Regions from separate parts of the Homo sapiens genome. Here region 2 is linked to region 1. A link is an interaction called in ENCODE POLR2A ChIA-PET data of the cell type or tissue named here. Cell type or tissue: K562. All regions are shown on one strand. Each heading gives the region's core, and the rest is flanking DNA. Links, peaks and the distances in the headings are about the cores only. Region 1 overlaps RNF41 (ring finger protein 41). Region 2 has its middle 5.2 kb from the start of MMP19.

Evidence for each region. ChIA-PET counts read pairs that join two places held together with the same protein. Peaks named below come from ENCODE experiments on the same cell type or tissue, not always from the same donor. Only the 100,000 strongest peaks of a DNase experiment are listed, where the experiment ranks them.
Region 2: POLR2A ChIA-PET joins it to region 1 with 5 read pairs; 1 of 35 experiments calls an interaction of 5 or more read pairs at or near these places.

What each region holds. Positions count from the first base shown.
Region 1 is chr12:56,204,113-56,209,483 of GRCh38, reverse strand. RNF41 (ring finger protein 41) reads left to right here. Exons shown (of 7, transcript NM_005785.4): 5 at 1,186-1,321; 6 at 1,735-1,838; 7 at 2,686-5,371. The coding sequence ends at 3,037. Among named protein-coding and RNA genes, the nearest start is that of RNF41, 15 kb to the left of the region's middle. RefSeq lists a silencer at 1,305-1,354. In K562, for the core only: a CTCF peak has its summit at 2,781 (motif pointing left); a DNase peak (open chromatin) is centred at 2,773.
Region 2 is chr12:55,845,499-55,850,869 of GRCh38, reverse strand. No RefSeq gene overlaps it. Among named protein-coding and RNA genes, the nearest start is that of MMP19, 5.2 kb to the right of the region's middle. In K562, for the core only: no CTCF peak of the experiment used is centred there; a DNase peak (open chromatin) is centred at 2,769; H3K4me3 peaks cover 870 bases.

The DNA of each region.
Region 1 (5,371 bases), core at 299-5,298:
TCCGTCTCAAAAAAAAAAAAAAAAAATTAGCCAAGTGTGGTGGTGCTCGCCTGTAATCCCAGCTACTCAGGAGGCTGAGGCATGAGAATCACTTAAAACCAGAGGTAGAGGTTGTAGTGAGCTGAGATCGCGCCATTGCACTCCAGCCTGGGTGACAGAATGAGACTCTGTTCCCCCTAACTAAAAAATAAAAAGAATGTTGATAGCTGGGGCTGTGAATATAGGGCTTCTCTGAAGGAATAAGTGCACAGGCAGAATCTGTAGGAGGAAAAGGAGAGCTGTGCAGTAGATAAAAACAGTGTGTCAAAATAAATAAATAGGCCCCGTGCGGTGGCTCACGCCTGTAATCCCAGCACTTTGGGAGGACGAGGCGGGCGGATCACCTGAGGTCAGGAGTTCAAGACCAGCGTGGCCAACATGGTGAAACCCCATCTCTACTAAAAATATAAAAATTAGCCAGGTGTGGTGGTGGGCACCTGTAATCCCAGCTACTCGGGAGGCTGAGGCACAAGAATTACTTGAACCCATGAGGCGGAGGTTGCAGTGAGCTGAGACCGTGCCATTGCACTCCAGCCTGGGTGACAAGAGTGAAACTTGGTCTCGAAAAAAAAAAAAAAAGGCCAGGCGCGGTGGCTCACGCCTGTAATCCCAACACTTTGGAAGGCCGAGGGGGGCAGATCACGTGAGGCCAGGAGTTTGAGACCAGCCTGGCTAACATGGAGAAACCCCATTTCTACTAAAAATACAAAAAGTTAGCCGGCCATGGTGGCGCGCACCTGTAATCCCAGCTACTCGGGAGGCTGAGGCAGGAGAATCGCTTGAACCTGGGAGGCAGAGGTTGCGCTGAGCTGAGATCATGCCATCGCACTCCAGTTTGGGCAACAAGAGCGAAACTCCGTGTCAAAAAAAATAATAAAAATACAAAATAAAATAAATTTAAAAAATAGATAAAACACTGTGTCTTGATTGGGGAAAGAAATTTAAGGAAAATAGACAGCAAAGGGGCAAGTAGGAAGCTTGGACGAAGAAAGTGAAGGGAATAAACAAGAGGGAGGCCTGAAATGAATGTTAGAAATTTTGGGTAGGACAAAATCTACTTAGCAGTTATCTGCCACAGAATAGGCCATTTGCATACATGTCCCAGGGATCACCTCTGTTCTGCTCTTTCCCCACCCTGGTCTGCAGCCTGGAGATGCCCAAAGATGAGCTGCCCAACCATAACTGCATTAAGCACCTGCGCTCAGTGGTACAGCAGCAGCAGACACGCATCGCAGAGCTGGAGAAGACGTCAGCTGAACACAAACACCAGCTGGCGGAGCAGGTAGGCCCCAAGACACGGGGGAGAACATATCCCTCATATGCAGATAACTGCCTGCCTGTGGGTAATAAAAACCAGTTGTGAACACACAGACCAGTGCTTACACTTGTGAGCCTAGATGAGTGGATATTCTGCCTGTGGCTTAGCAGGGAATCAGATTGGAGCTCTCCTTGACTTTTCTTCATCCCATTCATAGCATTAATTCACCTACCAGTTATCACATGCCTCCTCTGTGAAGGCACATTTGTAAGTACTAAGGAGACAGCTGTGAGTGAGACAGTCTTATCCCTGTCTTCCTGAAGCTTACAAACTGGTTGTTCTTCAGATCTCTCAGTTGCCCTCATTCTTGGATAAACTTTTGTCTTTTTTCTGCTGTCTGCCTTAACCATTATTCCTGTTCTTCTTCCCCACAACAGAAGCGAGACATCCAGCTGCTAAAGGCATACATGCGTGCAATCCGCAGTGTCAACCCCAACCTTCAGAACCTGGAGGAGACAATTGAATACAACGAGATCCTAGAGTGAGTGTCACTCAGGACGTGGAGTGATTTCATGTCCTGACAACAAGGCCTGAAAGGAGGAAGAGCAGGAGAGTAGCAGAAGGAGGGCATTGGAGAGCTGGGCTGGGGGTCACTGCTTCTCAGATATTGGCATTAAGGACAGGGGCAGAGGAGAAGAGGATAACCCTTAGCTCCACTACAGGATGTCTTATGTGTTTGGGTGGATGGAGGGAAAGCCTGCCCAAGGATGCACTTTATCCAGAATTAGGTGAGTACCCATGTACAAAGCCCTGTATTAAAGGCTGTGGAGTGCTAGGAGGGCCAAAAAGAAATAGAAGATATCGTCCTGTCTTCAGGTAGCTTACAACCCAGAGAAGAGGAGGCAGAGTGCAAGTCCAGGAAAGTGATCTCTAAAATGCAGCAAAAACAAGCGAAGTATACAAGTGAAGTCTAAGATCTCTTTCAGTTCTGGAGTCCTATACAGTTCATAGAGTAAACTGTAAGTGTGAATCAATATATACAGGGCAAATAGTGCTGAGTGGGACATAGGATAGAGGAATAATTGTTTTATTCACTAAACATAGAGCACTAACTGTGTTAGGCGCTATATGTGCTAAGTATTGGAATTTCAAAGAAAAGTAACAGAGACAGAGTGCAGACTTGTGGAATTTAATCTGGTGAGTAACATGTGGTGACTCAGTTGGGACCAAGTGGGGAAAGATTTGGGGTTTCTGAGCCAATGATGGAAGGAAAGAAGGAAGAATAGGTAAGCTGAGTGCAGAGTGGGTAGTTATTTCTATTAGCAGAAAAAGCCAATACAGAGAAAGGAGATGAGCTGGAATGACCATCTTTAACCACCTCCACACAGGTGGGTGAACTCCCTTCAGCCAGCAAGAGTGACCCGCTGGGGAGGGATGATCTCGACTCCTGATGCTGTGCTCCAGGCTGTAATCAAGCGCTCCCTGGTGGAGAGTGGCTGTCCTGCTTCTATTGTCAACGAGCTGATTGAAAATGCCCACGAGCGTAGCTGGCCCCAGGGTCTGGCCACACTAGAGACTAGACAGATGAACCGACGCTACTATGAGAACTACGTGGCCAAGCGCATCCCTGGCAAGCAGGCTGTTGTCGTGATGGCCTGTGAGAACCAGCACATGGGGGATGACATGGTGCAAGAGCCAGGCCTTGTCATGATATTTGCGCATGGCGTGGAAGAGATATAAGAGAACTCGACTGGCTATCAGGAAGAGATGGAAATCAGAAAATCCCATCACTCCAGCAGCTGGGACCTGAGTCCTACCCACCATTCTTAATACTGTGGCTTATACCTGAGCCACACATCTCCCTGCCCTTCTGGCACTGAAGGGCCTTGGGGTAGTTTGCTCAGCCTTTCAGGTGGGAAACCCAGATTTCCTCCCTTTGCCATATTCCCCTAAAATGTCTATAAATTATCAGTCTGGGTGGGAAAGCCCCCACCTCCATCCATTTTCCTGCTTAGGGTCCCTGGTTCCAGTTATTTTCAGAAAGCACAAAGAGATTCAATTTCCCTGGAGGATCAGGACAGAGGAAGGAATCTCTAATCGTCCCTCTCCTCCAAAACCAGGGAATCAGAGCAGTCAGGCCTGTTGACTCTAAGCAGCAGACATCCTGAAGAAATGGTAAGGGTGGAGCCAAATCTCTAGAAATAAGTAGTGAGGCCGTTAATTGGCCATCACTGATGGCCCTTAGGGAAAGACTGGACCTCTGTGCCAAGCAGTATCCCTGTTCAGCCCACCTTAAAGGTGTAGGCACCCACTGGGTCTACCAGTATGCAGGTTGGGATACTGAAAATTTCCAGATGAGCTCTTCTTTCCTACAAGTTTTCATAATTAGGGAATGCCAGGGTTTAGGGTAGGGGTTAATCTGTTGGGGGTTGATGTGTTTAGCAAGAAGCTACTCCTAGCTTTTGCTAAAATATGGTTGGCACTGCCTCTTGTGGCACAGGCCATAATTGTTCCATAGACCCCTCTCTAGCCCTGTGACTGTAGTTAGTTACTTTGATAATTTTCTTTGGCCATTGTTTGTTTATATTTCACAAACTCCACCTACTGCCCCCCCCCCTCTTTTTTTTAAGAATGGCCTGATCATGGCTATCTCAGCCACATTGTTGGCAATTTAATTTATTTACTTCCTTTTTTTTTTTTTAAGAAAGGAAAAAAGAAAAAAAAATCAAACTTGAAACTTTTCTTTTGATGTTCCTATTGTGGGGGTTCTGGATAGGGTGGGACAGGGATGGGGGTGTGTTTTATATTTTTTCCTTTTCAGCACAACCTTTGGCTTTAATATAGGAAGAGCCAAGGGAGTCCTCGGCTGAACTTACGATATCTGCCCCAAACCTCTGTAACCCCAACTGAAATGAGGAGCTTCCTCTCTTCCTGTGAAGGATATGACAGTCCAGCATCGATGCCTGTGCCCTCTGGAAAAATTTCCTCCTAGCCCTTCCAGGGCCTTATCATAAAACTCTGGATTTAGAGTATTCATTTTGAAGGCAACTCCCCCTTCCCCAAGTTTCCTTGGAGCTGTATAGCTGGGTTCTAAGCTTCACCATGCAAATCAGAAATTTTATCTCTAAGTACAGGCTGTGCCGTGTCTCACCCACACCCCCCTGGGGACTTCAGTTCCATTTCAGGTTACCTGGGGTATACCTTGATCCCTAGAGTGACTGGCAGAGTAAGAGAAGGGGAGAGATAATAGGTGTGATTATTTTAATATGGAGGTGGGAGTGTGGTTGGAGATAGAAAGGCTCCTCCCCACCATGTAATGGCTTCCTCTCAGAATTTTATTCCAGGCTAGCTTGCTGCAGGTCTGGGTAGTTGGATCATGGCTCCACTGGGATTGGGGTGGAAAGCTTGAGGGGAGTAGGGTTCCAGCTCTGGGACATTGTGCTCAGGAATTTGAAAACGCTGCTATACTTACTCTGGTTACTACATTTCTTCCACTCCCCTTTCCCCTACCTGCCTTAACCAAGGCTCATACTGTCCTGTCCTTACCCTCAGATGGAGCCAGGAAGCTCAGTGAAAGGCTTCCCTACCCTTTGCACTAGTGTCTCTGCAGGTTGCTGGTTGTGTTGTATGTGCTGTTCCATGGTGTTGACTGCACTAATAATAAACCTTTTACTCAACTCTCTAAATTCTTCAGCATTACTCCCTTTCTTGAGAAGGTTTCCCCTCTGCTTTTGCCTTTCTCTCACCTTAATTCCCTTTCTTCCTTACTTTGTTACCTACCCTTATCTTAGTGCTAACTTCTCTTTCAGGAGGATGTCTGGGAGTAGTGTGCACTTCACAGCTGCTTTCCCATGTACCCTCCTGCATTCTTCCCTCCTATCTCCTGTTCTGTAGCAGCCAAAGCTCTCTAGTGATCTGAACTGTGTGCTTCCCAGGGTCTGCCTTTATCCTAAATTCCATGTCTTCCCTGAGTGGTCCTGAGTTTTTGGGATAATTTCTACAGAAGATATGTATATATCTTTTTCCTTTGTCCCACAAGCAACTTTGCTTTAGAATCTAGAATTCCTTTGCAGG
Region 2 (5,371 bases), core at 73-5,072, 360 kb after region 1:
TAAAAGGTGCTGAAGACCAGGGATCAATCCTTGGGTCCTGCAACCTCACTCTGTCTTCTGTCTTTCAGCCTTTTGCAAAAGATGTAGTCAACATTTCCTGAGTTTTCACTTAACAGGGTCTTAGATCCCTCTGGAAGTTGAGAGCATAAAAAAGCAGTCTGGAATTTCTTTGTATTATGGCATTGTTTAGTTCAGACTTAATTTCCCCTTCTGCTTCCTCCTTTGTGCCCTCTTACCCCAGGTCAAACAGGGTGACAATCACACAGCCAGCTTGTGATTTGTAAGGGTGTATTATAGACAGCAGGGAGGTATTTGTGCCTCCCTGGTGGCTTGTTCAAGGAGCTATAAATGTTGCTTTTTAGTCTGGGATGCTGATTCCACTTAAAAACCACAACACTAAGGATTAGGAAGGGAACTGAGACCCGAAGACCATGCTATGCACCAAGACTGTGTGGCTCCAAGAATTCACTGGGGAGGGTGACACTAGCCCTGTAAAATGTCCTCTAGTTTGTGGGGCTGTGTGAAGGCAACAATTCACATTCTGTTTGCCCAGGAGAGATTCACAGTGAAGGCGGTTCCAAACCAGTGAAGGCAAAGAAAGATTAAAAATCCGAGAAAACAGTCTCCTTAGGATCAACAGTCTTTTTTCTCAGTTATCTTTTCCTATTTCACATTTCAAAAACTCCTTTCACAGCTGAGCAGCAGTGCTCATTGTGCCAAAGTTGCACACAGCTCAATTCCAGTTTGAGTTTGGAATTGTGCCCCTTTAAAACCACTTTAAAACCTTTTAGTTCTTTCTTCCTCTGTGCAAGATATACTTGTACACAGCATCAACCCTTCCCCTGTGGTCAAATTAATGAATTCCATTTAAAAAAGAATAAAAACACACTGGTGAACACCCAGTATCCTTCTTAAAAAATTTAGAGGCAAAATAGGGGTTGCGGAGAACCCCCCACCCCATCAAAACAGGTGTCAAGGCATCCCTTCGTCATCAAGGACAGCCTTCTCACCCCAAAACCCCTCTCTGCAGTTGCTGGCCTGGCACGAACAGAGCTAGGTCTTTCCCAACTTTCCCTCCCTCATCTAGTTACCACTCTCTTCTAAAGGAGAGGTCAGGCTGGGCGCAGTGGCTCACCAGGATGCATGAAGGGATAAATTCTAGCCCCTGGGACAAGAAGGAGACTAGAGAAATAAGAAGCGTCAGTGTTCTCTCAGCATCTGGGATGATAGGGAAATGAAGGTAGCACAGGGGGTTTTGCTTCTTCTAGGAATGGCAGCCTTTTCTTTCAAGAAAACCAAACTGCTTTTCCTAAGGGAGGTAGGTTGTGGGTAAGCACTTTGCCCTCTTGTCCTCACCCAAGGTGAGGACAGAGCAAGACTCTGTCTCACAAAAAAAAGAAACAGAAAAAAAAAAAAAAAAGAAAAGAAAAGCCTCCAGCCATTTCTAGGGGACTCCTGTGGGACAGCACCTTTTTCTGAGAAATGGAGAAGGGGAGCAGATGTTGATTTCCCTCACACTTTGGCAGAAACTGAAGAACTTCTGGATTTGGGTCTGACGTCCTCTGGGTTTTAGTAGAAACTCCCTCTCTACTAAAAATACAAAATTAGCCGGGCGTGTAATCCCAGCTACTCGGGAGGCTGAGGCAGGAGAATCGCTTGAACCCGGGAGGTGGAGGTTGTGGTGAGCTGAGATTGCGCCACTGAACTCCAGCCTGGGCAACAAGAGCGAAACTCTGTCTCAAAAAAAAAAAAAAAAAAAAAGAAGGAGAGGTCAGCGCTGGGCTCTTTCCCTTGCCAATCCCCTATCAAGCCCTTTTGCCAACAAAAAAGGAACCAAACGTGGGTTTTCCATGCCCATGACAGTTCCCAACGTCAAGACAGATCTGTTTCCTGGTGTCACAGGGTGAGGACAAGAGGGCAAAGTGCTTACCCACATCCTACCTCCCTTAGGAAAAGCAGTTTGGTTTTCTTGAAAGAAAAGCCTGCCATTCCTAGAAGCAGCAAAAAACCCCTGTGCTACCTTCATTTCCCTATCATCCCAGATGCTGAGAGAACACTGACATTTCTCATTTCTCTAGTCTCCTCCTTGTCCCAGGGGCTATAATTCATCCCTTCATGCAACAGGCGCTGTGCTGGGGAATAAGACCACCAGTAGAAGGCACCAGGCTGGGGGTGGTGGCTCACGCCTGTAATCCCCGCACTTTGGGAGGCCGAGGAAGGTGGATCACCTGAGGTCGGGAGTTTGAGACCAGCCTGGCTAACACGGTGAAACCCCATTTCTAGCGAAAATACAAAAATTAGCTGGGCATGGTGGCACGTGCCTGTAATCCCAGCTACTCGGGAGGCCAAGGCAGGAGAATCACTTCAACCCGGGAGGTGGAGGTTGCAGTGAGCTGAGATCATGCCATAGCACTCCAGCCTGGGTGACAGAGTGAGACTCTGTCTCACCAAAAAAAAAAAAAAAAAAAAAAAAAAGGAAAGAAAAGAAAAGAAAAGCCTCCAGCCATTTCCAGGGGAGTCCTGTGGGACAGCACCTTTTTCTGAGAAATGGAGAAGGGGAGCAGATGTTGGTCTCCCTCACACTTTGGCAGAAACTGAAGAACTTCTGGATTTGGGTCTGACGTCCTCTCAACTGAGCTGATGCAGGCCAGTGCCCGACGCAGTGTGTGTGCAAGCTGCAGTGGTGGGTGGGTGGGAATGCCAGGAAGTGTTCATATGGGGGTTGAGGAAGTTTGGAGCATCATGGGAACAGAATGTGCTGGCCCTGTCCCTGAGCCATCCCCAAGCCCCTCCCACTTCCCTGGTCACTAACCAATTCCAGCTGTGCACAGTCCTGACCATCACTTCCCATACGGCTTCTAGGAACTTATGAGTAATTAAAAAAGTGTGTGTGTATGTCTGTGTTTGTGGGTATGTAGGGGAGTCCTCCTAAAAACAGAGGTTTCCAGGGTAACAGCTTAAAAATTCAACCCCACTCTGCCAAAGAAAGCTCCCTATGTCCTGACTCCCTGAGGGGGAAACAGGTCAGAGGCTAACACCACCAACTCCCACATTTATCCAGGTCAAGGGCAAAGTCGGGGCCAGCCCTAACTTGGTTACAGCTCATGTTTTTCTCACCTCCAGTTTCCAGTTTCAGGCTCCAGACTTGCCCTTCTACCTGCCCTCCAGGATTCCCCTTTCTTCTTTCCCCAGCTTCCCTGCCCACTGCCTCCACAGGGTAAGGGTGGCTGTCAGAGGGGGTGGGCGATAGCTTTGAGATTAGCTTCTGCTGGGCTTAGAAATCTCTACAAACTTTTGCCTTCCACCCATAACCCCATGGCCCCTGATCATTAGAAAATACTCTCAGAGGTCTACTCTACTCCCACTTGCTATAGTTTAAAATATTGTCATTAAAAATATTTCTGTAAAACTCTTTTGCCACAATTTGTGGACAGAGAGGGAAACCAACTTGCAGGAAGGGAGCAAGCAAGACAAAGAACCCATTTTTTTCTCTCAGATCAAGTTCTCTTTTTGGGGCAGGCAAGCCACATGTCCTAACCCTTCGCACACACGTCCACATCTCCCCCAGTGAGAGATGACAAATTTAGAGATGACAAAAAAGAGCTGGGTCAGCCCGGCTCAGGGGGTAGGAGCTGGTGGAGGGGGTGGTCATGATGCTGTGCTGGCAACAATTAGTCATCCAATCCTTGCACATGTGCCCAGCCTGCAGCTCCAGACTCTAGGGGCTTTTGTTTGGGTGCCTGTGGGAACTCTGGGAGACTGAAGAGTGCTGAGCAAAGATGGCAGCTTTAGAGCCTGCTCCAGGCTCTGCTGCATCCTAGCTATGTGACCTGAAGCAACTTATTAGAGACTCAGTTTCTCTTTCTGTAAAAAGATGATAATACTGGCCAGGTGCGGTGGCTCACGCCTGTAATCCCAGCACTTTGGGAGGCCAAGGGAGGTGGATCACTTGAGCTCAGGAGTTTGAGACCAGCCTGGCCAACACAGCAAAATCCCATCTCTACTAAAAGTACAAAAATTAGCTGGGTGTGGTGGCACGCGCCTGTAATCCCAGCTATTCGGGTGGCTGAGGCAGGAGAATTGCTTGAACCCGGGAGGCAGAGGTTGCAGTGAGCCGAGATTGCGCCACTGCACTCCAGCCTGGGCTACAGAGTGAGATTCAGTCTCAGAAAAGGAGTAAAAAAGATGATAATACTGGCTGAAGGGTTGTTGTTAAAATTTAAATGAAGTTATCTATTTGGCAGCTTTTACTTTTGATTTATTCTCTCTCTCCTGGCTCCTAAGTTGCTAGAATATAGTTCCACCCCCAGGCCTTCTGAGGCCGGAGTTAGTACCCACCCTCACCTTATGATAACTGCCATCTCTCTCCCTAACACACTAAATATATATATATATATATACACACACATATATATACACACACACACTTTTTTTTTCTGGTTAGGCACAGTGGCTCACACGTATAATCACAGCATTTTGGGAGGCCGAGGTGGGCCGATCACTTGAGCCCAAGACCAGCCTGAGCACCATAGGAAACCCGCCTCCCCCACCCCCCACACTCTCTACAAAAAATACAAAAATTAGCTGGGCTGGGTGGTGTGTGCCTGTAGCCCCAGTTATGCAGGAGGCTGAGGTGGGAGGATTGCTTGAGCCCAGAAGGCGAAGGTTGCAGCGAGCCAGGATTATTGTGCCACTGTTTTCCAGCCTGGGAGACCCAAAAAAAAATTTTTTTTTCTTTTTTTCCTTACATGAGGTTTCTAAGGGGAGGGAGTAATTTGCTATAACATTCATTTTACTTTACTCCTGTCCCTTGCATCCTCCTTGTCTGTCTCTTCCCCACCCCTCCCCTCACCTCTCCTCCATTATCCTCTCTGGCTCCCAAAGCTTTCTCCTCCCTCCCAGACAGTCTCTAGGGGCTGAGGCCAGGCAGGCGGAGCTGGGTGAGCTCAGTTCCACAGACAGTTTCAAAGAAATGCATCAAAATGTTACTAGTGGTTCTCTTTTGGGTAGAATTTACTAGTGGTTTTCATTTTCTTCCTTGTTTGTTTTGGTATTTTCTAATACCAAATATTATAATGAATGATGAATAACTTATTCAGGAAAAAAACACAAAACATTAATTTTAAAAATCGTAATTAATTTTCAATTGGCGCATGTTCTGTTCTCAAAAGGAGAAAGACTGGAAAGGGGGTAGAAAGAGAGGAGGAAGAGCCCCGCAGGGGACTAAGCAGGAACTTGTCCCCAAACTCCATCATTTCCTGGGTGCATCAGCCTTGGTGATGGGCCCTGTCACTCATCGCTCAGAGGCTTTCTGTCCTTCCTTGCCTGTCACTGGTCACTTGAGACTTAGTCACCCAATGGTTACCAGTTG